Linked DNA regions of Homo sapiens: all the other regions are linked to region 1. The links are chromatin contacts, found by Hi-C or POLR2A ChIA-PET in ENCODE. All regions are on one chromosome and are shown on one strand. Each heading gives the region's core, a stretch centred on a gene start or an enhancer-like site at or near the end of the contact. The rest is flanking DNA. Distances are from core to core; before and after follow the strand shown.

Region 1 (2,724 bases), core at 119-2,618:
CCCGTCTCTACTAAAAATACAAAAATTCGCCAGGCGTCGTGGCGCGTGCCTATAATCCCAGCTACTTGGGAGGCTGAGGCAGGAGAATTGCTTGAACCTGGGAGGTGGAGGCTGCACTGAGCTGAGATTGAACCATTGTACTCCAGCCTATAGAGATGAGGACTCAATATGTTGGGCAGGCTGGTCTCCAACTCCCGCCCTCCAGCAATCTGCCCGCCTTCGCCTCCCACAGTGATGGGATTACAGGCACCAGCCACCACAGCAAGCCTTTGTGGAGCCTATCGAAGCTTGCTTTCTCTTTTATTAATTTCTCTTTTTTAAACATTTCCTTCATCCCATTATTTTTCAGTTTAATCTTTTTTCTAACTTCTTGGGATGTACGATTATATCAAAAATCCTCTTCTCAATGAGATCTCTCTTGAACATCACATTTCAGACTGAAATCACCTTGTTGTTCCCATTCTCCTCTCCTCTTTATTTTTCTCCTTGGAACTCACCACCACTTAACATACCACATATTTTCCTTATTTATTTTTGTCTCTCCCCATCAGAATACAATCTCCATGAAGGCAAGGACTTTTGTTTACTTTGTTCACTGCTGAATCCCCAGGACACAAACCAGTTCCTGTTTAATAAATAAAACAAGGAATGAATGTGTTAGATGAAGAAACAATAAGAGCTAAATTTATTGAGCACTTACTGAGACTCAATTATATTCACTCATGCATTTATTTATTCAGTTATTTACTTATGCAGAGAAGGGGTCTCGCTTTGTTGCCCCGGCTGGTCTCCAACTCCTGGCCTCAAGCAATCCTCCCGACTCAGCCTCCCCAGGATTACAGGCGTGAACCAGCACGCCCGGTGGAGACTCAATTATAAGGGGCTCACAGATAACATCTAATTCTTACAGAGGAGTAAACTGAGGCACAAGTAAGCAGGAGAGCCGTGATTAGAAACCTAGGTCTAACTCACAGCCCGTGAGCTTTCCTCCAAGCCCCGAGGCTTCCCCTTAAAAAAGCCAGCAAGGGGCGAGACTCGGAGGGCAGAACCCACGGAGGGCGGAACCCACAGAGGACAGAGCCCGCGCTCGCGAGCACGGCCTTGTCCGACCCCCCGTGCCGCCGGAGGAGCAAGTCTGTCTTGGAATGAATGATCGTCGGAACGGAGCTTGATCAAACCACTCAGCAGTAGGCGTCGCCCACTTTCTTATTGGTTGGTTTTGGTTCTCAAGAGTAGGAAAGTTAGGTAGTCCGCGAGGGGTCTGCGAGCTTTGCGGAGCCTCGCCCCCGAGCGCGCGGTTTCCCTGCCGCGCAGGCGCACGGAATCCTAGGCGCGGATCTCGCGTTTCCGGCCGGAAGCTTCTCCAGCCTTTCCCGGAAGCTGCGCTCGCTACCCGGGTAACGGGTCCCGGCTGTGGAAGCTCCCGCGGCGCCGCGATGGACCTCGAGGAGGCGGTAAGGAGGCGGTGCACCTGGCGGGCCACGATCGCCGGGGCCGGAGGAGAGAGAAGCTGAGGAGGAGCGGCGGAGGACGCCGCGGGTTGGGGCGGCGACGCCACCGGCTGGAGGAAGGCGGGGCGGAGGGCTGCAGGGCGGGCTAAGGACTGGGGCTGGCCGGCCGCATGCGCGCGCGGCTTTGGTAAAGAGGCTGGAGTTTCTGGCTCGGCGAGGTTGTGGGGGAGGGAGGGTGTGGTGTTTGTCGTTATGGGTGTGTTTAAGGATGAAGCTGTGGGTTTTGTGGGGTGGCCACCCACAGGGCTCATCCTCGAGACTGGACCACCCACAAGTTCCCTTTAATGCTGGGGTGGGTGAGGGAGGGGCAGGGGTTGGAACCTGAGATGCCGCCGGGTAACCCCTGTCGGTCTCTCCGGGAATCCTTGCCACTGTCTCCAGCAGGGATTCTAAATTCGGGTTTGGGAACTCCCCAAATTGTCCAGCTATCATTCATCGTAGTGTTAGTACGGGGTCACTGAACACTTTACCAAGTTGCCAAAATTGATTTGGCATGCATTTTGTTTTGTTTTAGGTACTACGTAAAATGGCACATTTTTGTTTTTTATTTTTGAGACAAGATCTCACTTCTTCCCCCAGGCTGGAGTACAGTGGCACGATCACGGCTCACTGCAGCCTCGAATCCTGGGCTCGAGAGATCCTTCCGCCTCAGCCTTCCAATGAGCTAGGGCTACAGACATGCACCACCAAGCCCGGCTAATTTTTTTTTTTTTAATTTTTTGTAGGGGCAGGGGTCTCGCTATGTTGTCCAGACTGGTATTGAACTCCTGGGCTCAGGCGATCTTCCTGCCTCAGCCTCGCAAAGTGCTGGGATTATAGGGGTGATCCCCCGCCCTCGGCCAAATGGCACACGCTTTGATGGTATTAAATGATACTCGATAATTAGATCAATGCTAACAACAAGTCAAACTCCAAAGAGTTGGGGATCAGAGAATTAGGCCTGTATATACAGGAGCAGTACGGTCTTATAGTAGAGGCTTAAAAAATGTTTACTGATGATGGTTGGCTAACTTCTGTAAATGCTAGGCTGATGAAATGAATAATTGTAACTCACCATTAGCTAGCGTATACCCAGACTAGGGATCATGTCTGGTCTGTTTTGCTCACCATTGAATCCCCAGCACCTAGTAAAAAGCCTGGTACACACATAGTTGATACCCCTTATGCTGCCGAGTGAATAAATCGAAACTTGAAACCATTACAAATCTAGTTC
Region 2 (2,724 bases), core at 87-2,586, 240 kb after region 1:
TTCCTCTTTAAAGACCGTAAGGGAGAGGAGCAGGGAACCAGGGCCAGAGGGAGAGAGCTCTGTGCACTGTCGCCTGGGGCTGTCCCTCTCCCCCACCCTCCCTGGGGCCTTTTCAGGATTCCTTGGTGCGGTAGCCACCCAGGAAGGCATCTTCCTCGGCTCCCAGCGGCTGCTAAGCAAAGCCTCCCGGGCCTCAGGGAGGAGGACGAGGCCCTTGGCATCCTCCCCGAGCCCGGGAGCGGATGTTAAAGATCTTGTTCATTCAGCTCTGCTGGAGCGAAGACGGTTGCCAAACCAGAGTGCTTGTTTTATTGTTTTTTTAGAACAGCAGGACTGTTATTACGAGTATTCAGGGAGAGAGAATAGGAAGCGCAAAAGAGATTCCGCAGCATCCTAAAAATATCAGTAACATGAGAATTGCCTGCCCAGCAAGGCAAGGATCTGGACCGGTGGGCGCGGCAGGGCGCTTCTGAGCCACCGTCTGGCTGCCGTGCCACCACCGCCGGCGCCCCGCTCCAGGGCGGCCCGGGAAGGCCAGGCGGGGCCGCGGGCCCGAGGGGAGCCGGGAGCCCGGCGCGCTCCGCCTAGGGGTGTCCTTCCTCGGCCGCTCCCAGCGCGATCGCCCCCACGCCTGGACACAGACCCGGAGACGGGGCAGAGAGGGAGGAAACCTGGGGGCCCAGGGGCGGGGAGGCCGGGGCAGCGGGGAGCACGCAAGTCGGAGGCTGGAAGGGGGCGCAGCGCGACCGGCGCCCAGGGCTGGGGCGGGGACGCGCGGCCGGTGAGTGGGGTCCCCGCCGTCCCCCGAGGCCCTGCGGCTCCCACACTCACCGCGCTCCCCGCGACCGCGGTGGGTCGGAGCCGGGCTGGGCGGCGCGGGGCGGGCTCCGGGGGGCCCCAGGCCGCCGACTCGGCCAGCAGCTCGTCCAGCAGGCGCAGCGTCTCGTCCCTGCCGTCGGGGGGCGCCACGGGGCTGGGGTCGCGGCCGGGCGCCTCCTCCGCGGCTGCCCCCGGGACCTCGGCCGCCGCCACCGGCACCCGCCGGCGGGTCCCGCCCTCCAGGGCTGCCGCTCCGGGCCCCGCGGGGAGGCTCTCGGGGCTGCGCCGCCGCCTCAGAGTCCGGCTGCTCCGGCTGCTGCCGCTGCCCATGGCGCGCCCGCCGCCTCCCGGACCGCCGAGGGGGCCCCCATGAGGGGGCGCGGCCGGGGGCGGGGACGCTAGGGGGTGCGGCCGGGGCGGGCTGCAGGGGGAGGCGCGGGGCGAGGTCCGGGAAGCGACCGCGGCCAGGGGCTAGGGTTCCCGGGCGGGGGTCGCGGCCGGAGGACGGGGGTGCGAGCCGGAGCCTGGGGAGGGGCGGGCGAGGCAGGGCTGCATAGGCGTCCCGAGGGGGCGCACACCGGCCCTAGGGAGGGGCGGGCCCGAGACCCCGGCGAGGAGCACCGGGTGCGGGCGCGGCCTCCCCTCCCGGGTCTCCCCCTACAGTCCCCCCACTCCCGCCCACGGGTCCCCTCGCTCCCCGCCGTCGGGTCAGCCCTGTCCCGGCCTTCTGGAATTGCTGAACCCTGCGGGGGGCCCGGCTGAGTTTGTTCATTTATGGAAACGCTCCCCAGACGACGCTCGCCGGGCCCGTGGGAGGCCGCGGGAGCTTGGGGGGACTTCCCAAAGCCTGAGCCCCCTAGCGATGCGCGGGGTGGGCGGGGGAAAGACCCTGAGGGCTGCGCGCGCTGCGTTCGCGAGGTCCGGCCGTCAGTGCGCCCCGACCTTTCAGTGTCCGCCAGGCCTGAGACGCCCCGGGAGGGAAGGGGCGATCCTCCGGGCACCAACAGCCCCCTCCGGCCTTCTCCTTCCCTCTGTTGCCCCAGCGGAGACTGGATGTGTGAAGGTTGAGCCTCATCAAAACCTCCAAATAGTCACTACTTTTGGGAAAGAAAAACTTTGAAAATGAAGGAGAAAGGCAAAGCAACCCCCACCTCGCCCTCCCCCCGCCACAGGAAAGAAGCAAAAGGAAATACCTAGGTGGTGGTCATAAGTCTAGCTTTTGGTCTCGGATTTTTTTTTTTTTTCCCTTAACCGCTTTTCTTTTTAAGTGAACTAACCACAACCCAGACTAGAAAACACTCCAAAGCTGCCGAATTCAAACCCAGCGAGCCTTCCTGTTGGTTGGTTCTGTGTTTTACTTAAATGTGATTACTTCCTTCCCTTGCCCACCTCCTGCAACTTTAAATTCCAGCCTTTCCAAGACAGGGCAATTCAAAAGTCCTGGGTTTAACTCACCTATCTTGACTTGACATTAACTTTTATCCTGATTGATTGGATTCCAGAATAATTGTGAAAATGGAATTTCGGCTAAACTTTCCCAACCACAGACTTGAAATTCTACTATTTTATCACTTCAGGAGTAGACATTAAAAAACATATGCCTAAGAAAATGGAATAAAAATGGGACTCAGATTCACATCCATTTATTTTTATTATTAAGAGAGAACAAGAGGCCGGGCGCGGTGGCTCACGCCCGTAATCCCAGCACTTTGGGAAGCCGAGGCAGGTGGATCACGAGGTCAAGAGACCGAGACCATCCTGGCTAACACGGTGAAACACCGTCTCTACTAAAAATACAAAAAATTAGCCGGGCGTGGTGGCGGGCGCCTGTAGTCCCAGCTACTCAGGAGACTGAGGCAGGAGAATGGCGTGAACCCGGGAGGTGGAGGTTGCAGTGAGCCGAGA
Region 3 (2,724 bases), core at 108-2,607, 190 kb before region 1:
AGTGCTGTGGAAGCTTGGGGGTGAGTTCTGAAGTGTGTACACAACTGGAACCAGAGCAGCCACTGACTGCCTTGGGCCAGCAGCTTCTGGAGCCCAAACTTGGACCTCTGCATCCCTCCTGGGGCCCCAGCTCTAAGTACTGGGGTACGGTGCTGAATGGGGCGGGGAGGCTGTCAGCTTTCCTAGCTGCCTCTGTGTGCTGTGCTCTCTCCAGGGCCCAGTTCTCCAGGAGAAGGAGCAGGAGCAGGTATGCTGAGGACTCCATGAGAGCCAGCCTTTTGAATAGCAGCAAGTTTGTGGGGGCATCTGGGGACAGGGTCTGGGACAGCCCAGTCCAGCCCAGCCCAGGCAGGGGAGACGGCAACAGCAGCAACTCTGCTAGAAGTGACATGCAGATGTTGGCTGAAAGCCATCTACCCTCCCTCCTTCCTTTTCTTTCATCTTCCCTTTCTTTCCCACTCTCCCTCCTGTCTTCTCTACTCCACTTCTCTCCTTTCTTCCACAGTGCTATGGCTGCCTACGTGATGCCAAGCACCATGCAGTATTAGCAGCCACAGGCTGCTTACCCGGAAAACTGGACTTTTGTGCTCACAGGCTTTAAGAGAGATGGGGACAGCCTGGACTGCATGCAGAGGGAGCCACTAGGGCTGCTGGGGAGGTTCGAGACACGTCACAGGGGTTACCTGAAGGACTGAGGCTATAGCTTGGAGGAGACTCTGAAAACTGTTATCAGATATTCGAAGAACTGTCCATTGAAAGAAGAACAAAAAAAATTTTTTCCCAGCCAGGCATGGTGGCTCACAACTGTAATCCCAGAACTTTGGGAGGCTGAGGTGGGCAGATCAACTTGAGGCCAGGAGTTCGAGACCAGGCTGGCCAACATGGCGAAACCCCATCTCTACTGAAAATACAACAAATCAGCTGGGTGGGGTGGGGTGTGCCTGTAGTCCCAGCTTGGGAGGCTGAGGCCCGAGAATTGCTTGAGCCAGAGAGGCGGAGGTTGCAGTGAGCTGACAGCATGCCACTGCACTCCAGCCTGGGTGACAGAGCCAGACCCTGTCTCAAAAAAAAATTTTTTTTTCTTTTTTTCTGTGAAACCCAAAAGGAACAATTAGGTAGAGAGTTTCAGCTCTGTATCTGAGTGTCCTTTCATAATCTGAATTGTCCCAGGGTGGAAGAGGCTTCCCTGGAAGGTGAGTTCCTTGTCACCAAAGACCCTCAAGGACAGCAGGGACCACTCGGTGGCCAGAATGCTGGAGAGGGGAATTCAAACTTTTGCTGCAGTGGGAGTGCGTCAGACTCGATGACTGTCAGACTCTGGTCTTCCTTCGATCTTTGAGCTGAGAGTGGAAGAAGATGAAGTGTGACTTAGCTATTCAACCACGCCACAACCCCAAGCATCTTTAGTTTTTGTTCTGATTTTTATCTTCAGTAGCTGACTGACTGGGCATGAGTAATTCCAACTCCCCAGGCCGGGTGCACTTCACAGGCATGTTTCAGAATAAAATAGAACCTATGGCTCCAGCCCACCTTGACTGTGGTCACCAAAGATGCTTACCCTGACCCTGGGGTAAGAAATGAGCCCTTGGAGGGTCCTGGGTGTGCCCAGCCCCCACTGATGTGACTGGCAGCCCCCACCACAGTCTGCAGCCCCAGGCAGGGAAGCCTCCCCCTCCAAAGTTCTAGAGGGTTTTTAAAAATGTTTAAAGACATTTACAGCAAAACAAAATCAATTATCAAGTTTTGAGTCACCTCTCTTGCAAATAGAAACTTTTCTGTAAGAACTGCTTCTACTAGGCTGGGTGTGGTGGCTCATGCCTGTAATCCCAGCACTTTAGGAGGCTGAGGTGGGCAGATCATGAAGTCAGGAGTTCGAGACCAGCCTGGCCAACATAGTGAAATACTGTCTCTGCTAAAAATATAAAAAATTAGCTGGTCGTGGTGGCGTGCGCTTATAGTCCCATCTACTCAGGAGGCTGAGGCAGGAGAATCGCTTGAACCCGGAGGCGGAGGTTGCAGTGGGCCGAGATTGCACCATTGCACTCCAGCCTGGGTGACAGTGTGAGACTCTGTCTCCAAAAAAAAACAAAAAAAACAAAACAAAGAACAAGAAACAAAACAAAAGAACCGCTTCTACTGGGAAAGAAAACCAGAGAGAAAACCATTTATAGATTATCTCAGATTTACAAGTGAGAACCACAGGCCTGACCCCAGTTCACCTATGCCAGGGCTGAGTCTACACAGTCAACAGCCTCAGGATGCAGGGATGAGTCAGTGTGAAACAAAGACTCAACCCCCATCTAACGGAGCCCTTTCCCTGCTGTGCTCAGCCTGCACGGAATCTGCTTCTAGACAACCCAGACAGCCAGAAGCCAATGCATCTGACTGAGAGGAGTGGATAATGACTTCCCTTTTTAAAAACTTTCTTATTGGCTGCGCACGGTGGCTCACGCCTGTAATCCCAGCACTTCAGGAGGTCGAGATCGGCGGATAGACTTGAGGTCGGGAGTTTGAGACCATCCTGGCCAACATGGCGAAACCCCATCTCTGCTAAAAATACAAAAATTAGCTGCGTGTGGTGGTGCACGCCTGTAGTCCCAGCTACTTGGGGTGCTGAGGCACGAAAATCACTTGAGCCTGGGAGGCAGAGGTTGCAGTGAGCCTAGAAGACAGAGCAAGACTCCATCTCAAAACAAAAACCAAATAAACAAAACACCTTTCTTA
Region 4 (2,724 bases), core at 131-2,630, 170 kb after region 1:
TCCTGGCTTCCCCCAGCTCCAGTCTGCCTGCATCCAGAGTTGGCAGGACCCTGTCTCTGTGTGAGATGGCAGCTCCCAGTGGGTCCCTGTGGACACGGCTCTGCCCTTGCCCACCTCTGCCTGCACAGCTCCCCGGCAAGAGTGCCCCCCTTGCCCTTGCCCTGGTGAACACCTACCGACTGCCAGCCAAGCCCGTGCGCAGAGCCCCTCCTGCTCTCCCTGTCCAGGGCTCGCCTCTGGTTGTTCTGGAATCCTCTGTGTATGAAACTGCTTCTGTCCGCAGCAGGTGGCTTTGGAAGGGCACTGGGATGCGGTGGCAGCAGCCGGGCTTCCGCATCTGCTGTTGAAACAAACTCAGCAGCAATCTGGAAACAATCTAGAAGCCTGGCGGACGTCCCGCACCTGTGTTCGGTGGGGGCTGTGCGGTCCTGGCCGCAGCCTGGAGGGGACAGGCCTAGCTGAGGGATGAGCACAGTCCGCTGCTCTCCTTCCTGCCTCTGCCTCTCTCCTCTATGAGCCCCTGCCCATGGGTGAGGAGGGCCGGACGGTTAGCAGGGGCCCCATGGGGAGGCCCCACAGCCACCAGACCCCTGTCCAGCCAACTCCTCCCCTTCAGCCATCGCACCCTGGCATGGCCCCAGAATGCCCTCCTGTTGGGACAGCAAGGGCTGGGGCCTGGAGGAGCCTTTCCAAGCAGGAGGAGGGAGGCACCACCATGGGGCCTCCTCTTTCCACGGCCCTCCCTCCCCACGCTGGTCTGCACCTGCCCTAGAGACCAGAAGCCGGCCAGGCCTGTCCGCAGGTCTGTGTAGCTGGCCCAGGTGGCTGGCGGCCAGGCCAGGGCTGGCCTATGGGTGTCTGGCCCGGCTGGCCACCGGCCACCTTTCTCCCACTGGCCTTGGCCACAGCCCCACAGCTGGCGCGACGCTGCGACCTTTCCCCTACTTCCAGCTCTGGCCTCCAGATCATTCCAGGCCCCTGAAGTTTACATGAGTCACATGTCGCTGGCAGACTCCCACCCCGTTCCCTCTTCTTGCTCTGGGTTTAACGGGCCACACTGGAGAGCAGGCATGGGGCCTTGTGCCCCTGAGCAGGGCCAGGTGTGGGACCAGAGCCTTCGTCGTGCCCAAGGCCTGCAGGCCTCAGAAACCCCAGCCCCACACCATGCCGGTGCTCCCAGCTTTCCCTGAATGTCATTCGTCATGAGGGCTGAGGTTCAAGGACCCACTTACTCTGGTGGCCACTTACTCTAGAGGCCTGAGTACGCCAGGCTGTGAAGCTCTGCCAAGTACCTGGGAATCTATATCCATGCGGGGCACCATCTCAAACTGCATGAGTCAGGTGGGCAGGCGTGCATATGGGCGAGTCAGGTGGGCAGGCGTGCGTATGGGCGGGTCAGGTGGACAGGCATGTGTATGGGCAGGTCAGGTGGCCAGGCGTGCGTATGGGCGAGTGAGGTGGGCAGGCAAGTGAGGTGGGCAGGCGTGCATGTGGGCGAGTCAGGTGGGCAGGCGTGGGTGTGGGCGAGTCTGGACAGGCGTGCATACGGGCGGGTCAGGTGGGCAGGCGTTTGTATGGGCGGGTCAGGTGGGCAGACGTGTGTATGGTCGGTTTAGGTGGACAGGCTTGAGTATGGGTGTGCGTATGGACGAGTCAGGTGGACAGGCGTGCGTATGGGAGAGTCAGGTGGACAGGCGTGCGTATGGGCGAGTCAGGTGGACAGGCGTGCGTATGGGCAAGTCAGGTGGACAGGATTGCGTATGGGAGAGTCAGGTGGACAGGCGTGCGTATGGGTGTGCGTATGGACGAGTCAGCTGGGCAGGCGTGCGTACAGGCGGGTCAGGTGGGCAGGCGTTTGTATGGGCGGGTCAGGTGGGCAGGCGTTCTTATGGTCGGGTCAGGTGGGCAGGCGTGCATATGGTCGGGTCAGGTGGACAGGCATGTGTATGGGTGTGCGTATGGACGAGTCAGGTGGACAGGCGTGCGTATGGGAGAGTCAGGTGGACAGGCGTGCGTATGGGAGAGTCAGGTGGACAGGCGTGCGTATGAGCGAGTCAGGTGGACAGGCATGCATATGGGAGAGTCAGGTGGACAGGCCTGCGTATGAGCAAGTCAGGTGGACAGGCGTGCCTATGGGTGTGCGTATGGGTGAGTCAGGTGGGCAGGCGTGCATATGGGTGGGTCAGGTGGGCAGGCGTGCGTACGGGCGGGCCAGGTGGGCAGGCATTTGTATGGGCCGGTCAGGTGGGCAGGCGTTCTTATGGTCGGGTCAGGTGGGCAGGTGTGTGTATGAGCGAGTCAGGTGGGCAGACATGCATACGGGCGGGTCAGGTGGACAGGCGTGTGTACGGGCGGGTCAGGTGGACAGTATTGGCGTGCGTACGGGCGGGTCAGATGGACAGGATCGCGTACGGGCGGGTCAGGTGGACAGTATTGGCGTGCATACGGGCAGGTCAGATGGACAGGATCGCGTACAGGCGGGTCAGGTGGACAGGCATGCGTACAGGCGGGTCAGGTGGACAGGCGTGCGTACAGGCGGGTCAGGTGGACAGGCGTGCGTACAGGCGGGTCAGGTGGGCAGGCATGTGTGTGGGAGAGTCAGGTGGACAGGATTGAGTACGGGCCGGTCAGGTGGACAGGATTGCGTACGGGCGGGTCAGGTGAGCAGGCGTGCGTACTGGCGGGTCAGGTGGACAGGATTGCGTACGGGCGGGTCAGGTGGAC
Region 5 (2,724 bases), core at 169-2,668, 130 kb after region 1:
CATCTATATCTTCAAAGCCTGAGGCTCAATCACAGCTTGACACTGTCTCTTGAGTTCAAAGATATTGAAAGCCAGAGACTACGTGCTTTGTGATATTCTCGTGAAAGGTGAATGTTTTTAGGGTAGGCAGTGAGGATAAGTGCATTTTGGGAATGTAAAACTTTTTTCGGTGACCAACTTTCTGAAGCATCTTCCACAGTTAAATCCACCTACATTACTTTTTTCTTTTCTTCCTTCTAGCAGATATTTTCTTGATATATTTACCAGGCAGTTGGAACTCACTTGAAGCTTTTGAGTTGGGCGTGATAATACACACATGACAGCAGGCGATACTGATGTGGGCCAGCAGGCACTCAGCTCTACGGGCTGGTGCTTCCAGAAGCCTGCTGTGGATCACCCTCTGATTCACAAAAGCAAAACACTTCCTCAAAGTTTTTATTTTCTCTGTCTCATTATTGACCAATTTGACTGTTTTCTAACATCCAGGAAATTCTATGCAAGGTGATCACTCTGTTGCTACCCTGTGGAAGAACTGGCTTAGGAAGTCATGTTGCAGGGAGTCAGCTTCCCGAACTATACATTCATTCATTGAGCGAATTGTTCGTTGCACTTCTCTATGTAAGCACTGCAGAGGAATAAGAAAATGACTGAAGCATAAAGCCTGACCTCAGAGGAGATTACACTGTGTATTCTGGTCCATATTGTAAGTGAGGGTAAAAACATGCTCTTAAGATTTCCAGGGAAGTGGACTTTCAGCTGAGGGAATCCCCAAAGTCTTTGCTGGAGCTGCAGAATATTTTTGCAAAAGATGTTTGATTGGGTCGTATTTCTTTTTCCTTATCTTTCCCCTCATAGAGTCGCTGTTGTGAATGTAAGTGGAAAAGGGGCAGCTGGAACAGCTTAGTCCGAGGAGGTGCTTTCACCTTCTAAGGCCTGTGTAGTACAGAAGCAACAGCTGCAGACTTGTCTTCTGCAGCCCTAAGTCACAGAGGAGTCTGAAGTCACAGACATTACCACATCTGTAAATGCACCATTGAAGGGATAAACCTGTATTTGTCAAATAAAAATTGTTAGGTACCTGCAGCTTCTGTAACAGAAAGATAGTCACTGGAGATAGCAATTGAAAACTAAAAGTGAATACACACAATAGAAAACCAGGTCATAGCCTGTGAGGTGGGTTTATCTCTACCCTGGCACTTACCTTGTATATCTCAGTGTATCTCAGGCAGTCTCTAAATACCATAATCTTTTCTGAAATGATTCAGGGGATATAAATAGTCAACTTAAGTATTCAGCAAATATTTACTGTTCAGTATGTGTAAAATACTGCTTGGCATTTTGGATTCTACCCAGATGACCTAGGAGTTCAAGTCAGCTTAAAAGAAAGATATAAACACAGGCCGGGCGCGGTGGCTCTTGCCGGTAATCCCAGCGCTTTGGGAGGCCGAGACGGGTGTATCACCTGAGATCAGGAGTTCGAGACCAGCCTGACCAACGTGGTGAAACTCCGTCTCTAGTAAATACAAAAAAAAAAAAAAATTATCTGAGTGTGGTGATGCGTGCCTGTAATCTCAGCTACTTGGGAGACTGAGGCAGGAAAATCGCTTGAACCCAGGAGTTGGAGGTTGCAGTGAGCCGAGATTGCACCATTGCATTCCAGCCTGGGCAACAAGAAAAAAAACTCTGTCTCAAAAAACAAAAAAACAAAAAATAATAAACACAAATAACTTGTGGATTTGGACAAGTTACCTAACCTCTAAGTCTTGGTTTCCTCATCTGTAAAATGGGTCCAAAATAGTACCAATTTCATAGGTGTTTTTGAGGGTCAAAGAATGGTATAAAAGTAGCACAAATACCACAGCAGCATGTAGTTTTATTTGGCTGGAGTTCAGGAAAGTGAGTCATTCGTCCAGGAAACGTGTATTTCTTATTGGCCAGGCACTGCCAAGATGCTCTTGGAATGGAAAGATGAGTAATCCATGACCCAAAACTCAGAACTCAGTGGGAGGATTGCACTCTAGTAAGCGTAGGGTTGCAGGTGACACGAAGGAAGGGAACCTCACTTGGAATAGGAAGATTCGTCACACTTCTCAAGTGACCCTCGGCGGGGGTGGTGGTGGGGGTTCCTAAAGGATAGTGGGAACCAGGCTGGCATGCAGAACCCAGAATGAGCTGTGACCTTTGATGTCTTCTGAGCCAGGAGTGGTGGGGACTGCAGAGGAAGGCCCTGGGGTGCCCTCGCAAGGAGCTTGTCTCCAATCCATGGGGTCTGTGGACCAAGGGTCTTGGGGTTGGAGGTTCGTTGAGGCTGTGTAATGTTGTGACCCCAAGGGTCTTGGGGTTGGAGGTTCTTTGAGGCTGTGTAATGTGTTTTCAAGTCAGTGATGAGACTTTTTAGTCAGAAGCGTATCCTGCATGCCACCAGAGTCAAATGCTGCCAGGAGACGTCAGTGCCAGGGTGTGCGCTTAGGTTTGGGGTTGAGGCCAGATAAAGGCCACATGAGGTCTTGGGGTGCTGGGTGATCAGACGTTTTGCAGTCATTTGAATAGAGTGGCATTTCTCAGACTCAGATCTGGGTATATTTTTAGGGGTGAAGCAACTTTTGCCTTTTAAAGAGGATGTGTGTAGTATTCACATTTGGGAAATACTGTTACAGGTGGGGTACAAAGTATGGCTGGAAAGGTGGATTGGAGTCACATAAATAGCTTGAATGCTAAGGAATG
Region 6 (2,724 bases), core at 115-2,614, 140 kb before region 1:
CCTTCCAACCCATGCTGAGGTTTTGCCTTCCTGCCTTTGTACACATTGTTCTCTCTGCCTGGAATGCCTTTCCTACTCATTTCTTGTCTGATGAAGTTTAACCGAAATGCTTTTTCAACACCTTTCCCAACCCCCCAGTTGGGGTTCTCCTAGGTGCTCCCCAGCACTTTGCTCATCTCTACCATGGCTCTCCAGATGTTCTACTCACCTAATTTAGGACTCTAGTCAGGCTCCTCCACCCGATAGGCTAGGAGAGCTTCCCAAGGGCAGGAGTGCATCTAATACATTTCCATGTCTGCCTTCCCCTAGTCACCCACCCCAGTTGACCTAACTTGTGTCTGGCATGGAGCCAGGCAATAATAGCTGCATCCACTGAATACTGACTATCTGCCATCTACTCTCCTATTTCATACTTATGGCAACCTTTGAATGTGGTAGAATAATTCCCATTCTTCAGATGAGAACATTGAGGCTCAGAGCGGCGATGTAGCCTGCAAGGGCACATAACTGGAAGCATCACAGCTGAGATCCAGACCCCAGTCTTTCTGACTTTAGAGCCCATGCTCTCCCACTACAGTCTACACTGGGGCTCAGTAAACATTTACTGAGTGAAAGAATAAATACGTGCAGAACCCAGCCAACAGAGAGCATCCCCGGAGGTGGGGCCAGGGCCCCAGGCACTCAGAGGAGGCAGGCCTCTGGCAGTAGCTAAGCAGATTCCCGTCTCAGATGTCAGCCCTGCCCACCCTTCTGTGCCCCCCCACCCCCCTGGTTGGTGTTTGTGGGACAGTTTCCACTGTGTTGCCTGGGAAACGAGGCATCCTGCCACCACCACTCCCCACCTCCGGGCTGCCAACACCTACCACGCCCGGCTTGGGGGTTTTGGCTGGTTTCCCTTGTGTCCTAGTCAGCTTGAGAAACCCTCGGATGCACTCGCCACTTTTACAGTGTGGCTTTGCTCATCTGGGTGGGAGGTACTGCCTGGGGTGAGCTCATCACCTCTGGTTCCTCAGTGCCACCCACTGATGTCTCTTGGCACTGAGTTCTTACAACTTGTTCCAGGGGATATTTGGTGGTTGATGGTCACCACCCATGTGTCATGGTCCCTGAGCATCCCCCGCCACCCCACTGCTCCCTATTTTGGCAGTTACTGTCACCCTCTAGGGATGCAGGGATGCAGTTTACCTATCTAGAGTGCGGTGATCAGGTGGGGAAGTACAAATGGCAATTGACAGCTAGAGAGCTTGAAACCCTCCCACTTGGCTCTGCTCACCCTGGACTCTGGGAGACCTCAGCTGCCCAGCAGTGGAGGCTGGGGCAGCAGAGGGGCCAGACCTGGGAGCCCAGAAGCCTGGATCTGAGTCTGACTCACTGCTAGCCTTTGACCTTTGGAGGCTTGGGCAAGCTGAGGAACTTCTCTGGTCTTAATCTCCACCCCCTGCTGGAGTAGGTGAGGTCAATGAGTGAGCGCATGTAACTTCCTCTTGGTAAGCCCTGGGTTCCTGGAGACAGGAGAGGGAGGGTGGTTTTCCAGGGGCATTTGTTGACATTTCTAGAGAATATCTGAGGCTTCGACAAAATCAGACCTCAGAAATGTGGGCCTGCCTTGCTGTTGTGGGGGATGGTGGCTGGAAAGTGGGGAGGGAGATGAGACCCCAGCTTTCTCTGGCTGTGGCCTGGGCAAGGCCCCCTACTCCCTGCCCGTGCTCCCTGTCTGTCCAGTAGCAGGCTCATGTGTGACTCTCTAGGGTACATGGCTATGTATATTCCTAAATCAAATTAAATCCCATTCCCGGCTGGGTGCAGGGGTTCACGCCTGTAATCCCAGCACTTTGGGAGGCCAAGGCAGGTGGATCACGAGGTCAGGAGATCGAGACTGTCCTGGCTAACACTGTGAAACCCTGTCTCTACTAAAAATACAAAAAAAAGCCAGGCGTAGTGGTGGGCGCCTGGAGTCCCAGCTACTCAGGAGGCTGAGGCAGGAGAATGGCGTGAACCCGGGAGGCGGAGCTTGCAGTGAGCCGAGATCACACCAATGCACTCCAGCCTGGGCAACAGAGCGAGACTCCGTCTCAAAAACCAAAAAAAAAAAAAAAAAAAATCAAATTCCTGCCCCCTACATCCTGCCATTTGGGGGACTTGTAGTATCAGTTATTCCTTGGTTCTTCCCTTCCCTATACCCCCTGTAATGTGCAAAATCCAAGCTGGTTCCTGCTAAGACACCCACTGCCCCAGCTCCAACCTCAGGCCCTGAGGAGAACTTGCTGCTTCTGAGCCTGTAGCCTGGGGCCTGGGGGTGATTGATGACCAGAGACCCTGGACCCTGAGCCCAGCCTCCCCTCCTCAGCATCATTGTCATCAGGCAGGTTGAGGACCTGCCAGTCATATGGCCTGATTGGCTCTTCACCTGCTCCCTAGGCGCCTGAAGCCCCCTCCCCTCCGCTCCAGAAGACATAGCACATGGGCTCCCCAGCTCATTCAGGCTGTTAAGGAAACAAAGGTCAGGGAGGAGCGAGGCTGTAATGCAACCTTCTGTGGCATAGGACAGAGCCTGGCTCTTCTGATGGGGGCAGCAGGTAGGGATAAAGCAAGGGAGAAAACCGCTTTTTCCACGTCCTTACATCTAGAGCCTCTTTCCATGAGGACACCCCATAGCCATGGGATGCAGAGAGCAACAGTTTACTTCCTCCACTTTTTAGCCGAATGAGTTCACCAGCCTCAGCT

What was found. Hi-C counts contacts between places; a loop is a spot of excess contacts on that map. ChIA-PET counts read pairs that join two places held with the same protein, here RNA polymerase II (POLR2A). Pooled maps may share reads with other maps.
Region 2: a map of ascending aorta shows a loop between it and region 1 (1.9-fold over the local background). The contact joins the promoter of CYS1 here to the promoter of TAF1B in region 1. A Hi-C loop is called at or near these places in 1 of 168 maps with a recorded cell type or tissue (ascending aorta), 1 of 37 single-sample maps with no recorded cell type and 9 of 50 pooled maps.
Region 3: a loop to region 1 is called in a pooled map, with 8 times the contacts of the local background. The contact joins the enhancer-like site here to the promoter of TAF1B in region 1. A Hi-C loop is called at or near these places in 1 of 37 single-sample maps with no recorded cell type and 9 of 50 pooled maps. POLR2A ChIA-PET finds 5 or more read pairs at or near these places in 2 of 52 experiments (T-cell and activated CD4-positive, alpha-beta memory T cell).
Region 4: a loop to region 1 is called in a map of posterior vena cava, with 25 times the contacts of the local background. The contact joins the enhancer-like site here to the promoter of TAF1B in region 1. A Hi-C loop is called at or near these places in 2 of 168 maps with a recorded cell type or tissue (endothelial cell of umbilical vein and posterior vena cava) and 1 of 50 pooled maps. POLR2A ChIA-PET finds 5 or more read pairs at or near these places in 2 of 52 experiments (OCI-LY7 and activated CD4-positive, alpha-beta T cell).
Region 5: a map of PC-3 shows a loop between it and region 1 (7-fold over the local background). The contact joins the enhancer-like site here to the promoter of TAF1B in region 1. A Hi-C loop is called at or near these places in 6 of 168 maps with a recorded cell type or tissue (B cell, PC-3, astrocyte of the cerebellum and 3 more), 3 of 37 single-sample maps with no recorded cell type and 16 of 50 pooled maps. POLR2A ChIA-PET finds 5 or more read pairs at or near these places in 12 of 52 experiments (A549, BJ, CD4-positive, alpha-beta T cell and 9 more).
Region 6: a pooled map shows a loop between it and region 1 (2.7-fold over the local background). The contact joins the enhancer-like site here to the promoter of TAF1B in region 1. A Hi-C loop is called at or near these places in 4 of 50 pooled maps. POLR2A ChIA-PET finds 5 or more read pairs at or near these places in 2 of 52 experiments (AG04450 and activated CD8-positive, alpha-beta memory T cell).

The regions. Positions count from the first base shown.
Region 1 is chr2:9,842,106-9,844,829 of GRCh38, forward strand. It overlaps TAF1B (TATA-box binding protein associated factor, RNA polymerase I subunit B), which reads left to right and starts at 1,369. Exons shown (of 15, transcript NM_005680.3): 1 at 1,369-1,454. The coding sequence starts at 1,437. RefSeq lists a silencer at 1,650-1,729.
Region 2 is chr2:10,079,075-10,081,798 of GRCh38, forward strand. It overlaps CYS1 (cystin 1), which reads right to left and starts at 1,337. Exons shown (of 3, transcript NM_001037160.3): 1 at 832-1,337. The coding sequence starts at 1,149. RefSeq lists silencers at 472-811, 882-1,121, 1,182-1,241, 1,412-1,651.
Region 3 is chr2:9,654,259-9,656,982 of GRCh38, forward strand. All of the region lies in intron 3 of LOC105373418 (a long non-coding RNA gene), which reads left to right. Among named protein-coding and RNA genes, the nearest start is that of YWHAQ, 25 kb to the left of the region's middle. RefSeq lists enhancers at 618-727, 1,051-1,290, 1,921-2,020, 2,072-2,573, 2,531-2,700. Within about 2 kb of position 1,358, at least 6 of the 41 ENCODE cell types and tissues checked have a DNase peak (open chromatin) inside an H3K27ac peak, as active enhancers do.
Region 4 is chr2:10,009,216-10,011,939 of GRCh38, forward strand. No RefSeq gene overlaps it. Among named protein-coding and RNA genes, the nearest start is that of KLF11-DT, 33 kb to the right of the region's middle. RefSeq lists an enhancer at 2,376-2,724. Within about 2 kb of position 1,381, at least 19 of the 41 ENCODE cell types and tissues checked have a DNase peak (open chromatin) inside an H3K27ac peak, as active enhancers do.
Region 5 is chr2:9,974,198-9,976,921 of GRCh38, forward strand. All of the region lies in intron 8 of GRHL1 (grainyhead like transcription factor 1), which reads left to right. Among named protein-coding and RNA genes, the nearest start is that of GRHL1, 24 kb to the left of the region's middle. Within about 2 kb of position 1,419, at least 7 of the 41 ENCODE cell types and tissues checked have a DNase peak (open chromatin) inside an H3K27ac peak, as active enhancers do; they include PC-3, where a contact is called at or near this core.
Region 6 is chr2:9,702,472-9,705,195 of GRCh38, forward strand. All of the region lies in intron 3 of LOC105373418 (a long non-coding RNA gene), which reads left to right. Among named protein-coding and RNA genes, the nearest start is that of YWHAQ, 73 kb to the left of the region's middle. Within about 2 kb of position 1,365, at least 8 of the 41 ENCODE cell types and tissues checked have a DNase peak (open chromatin) inside an H3K27ac peak, as active enhancers do.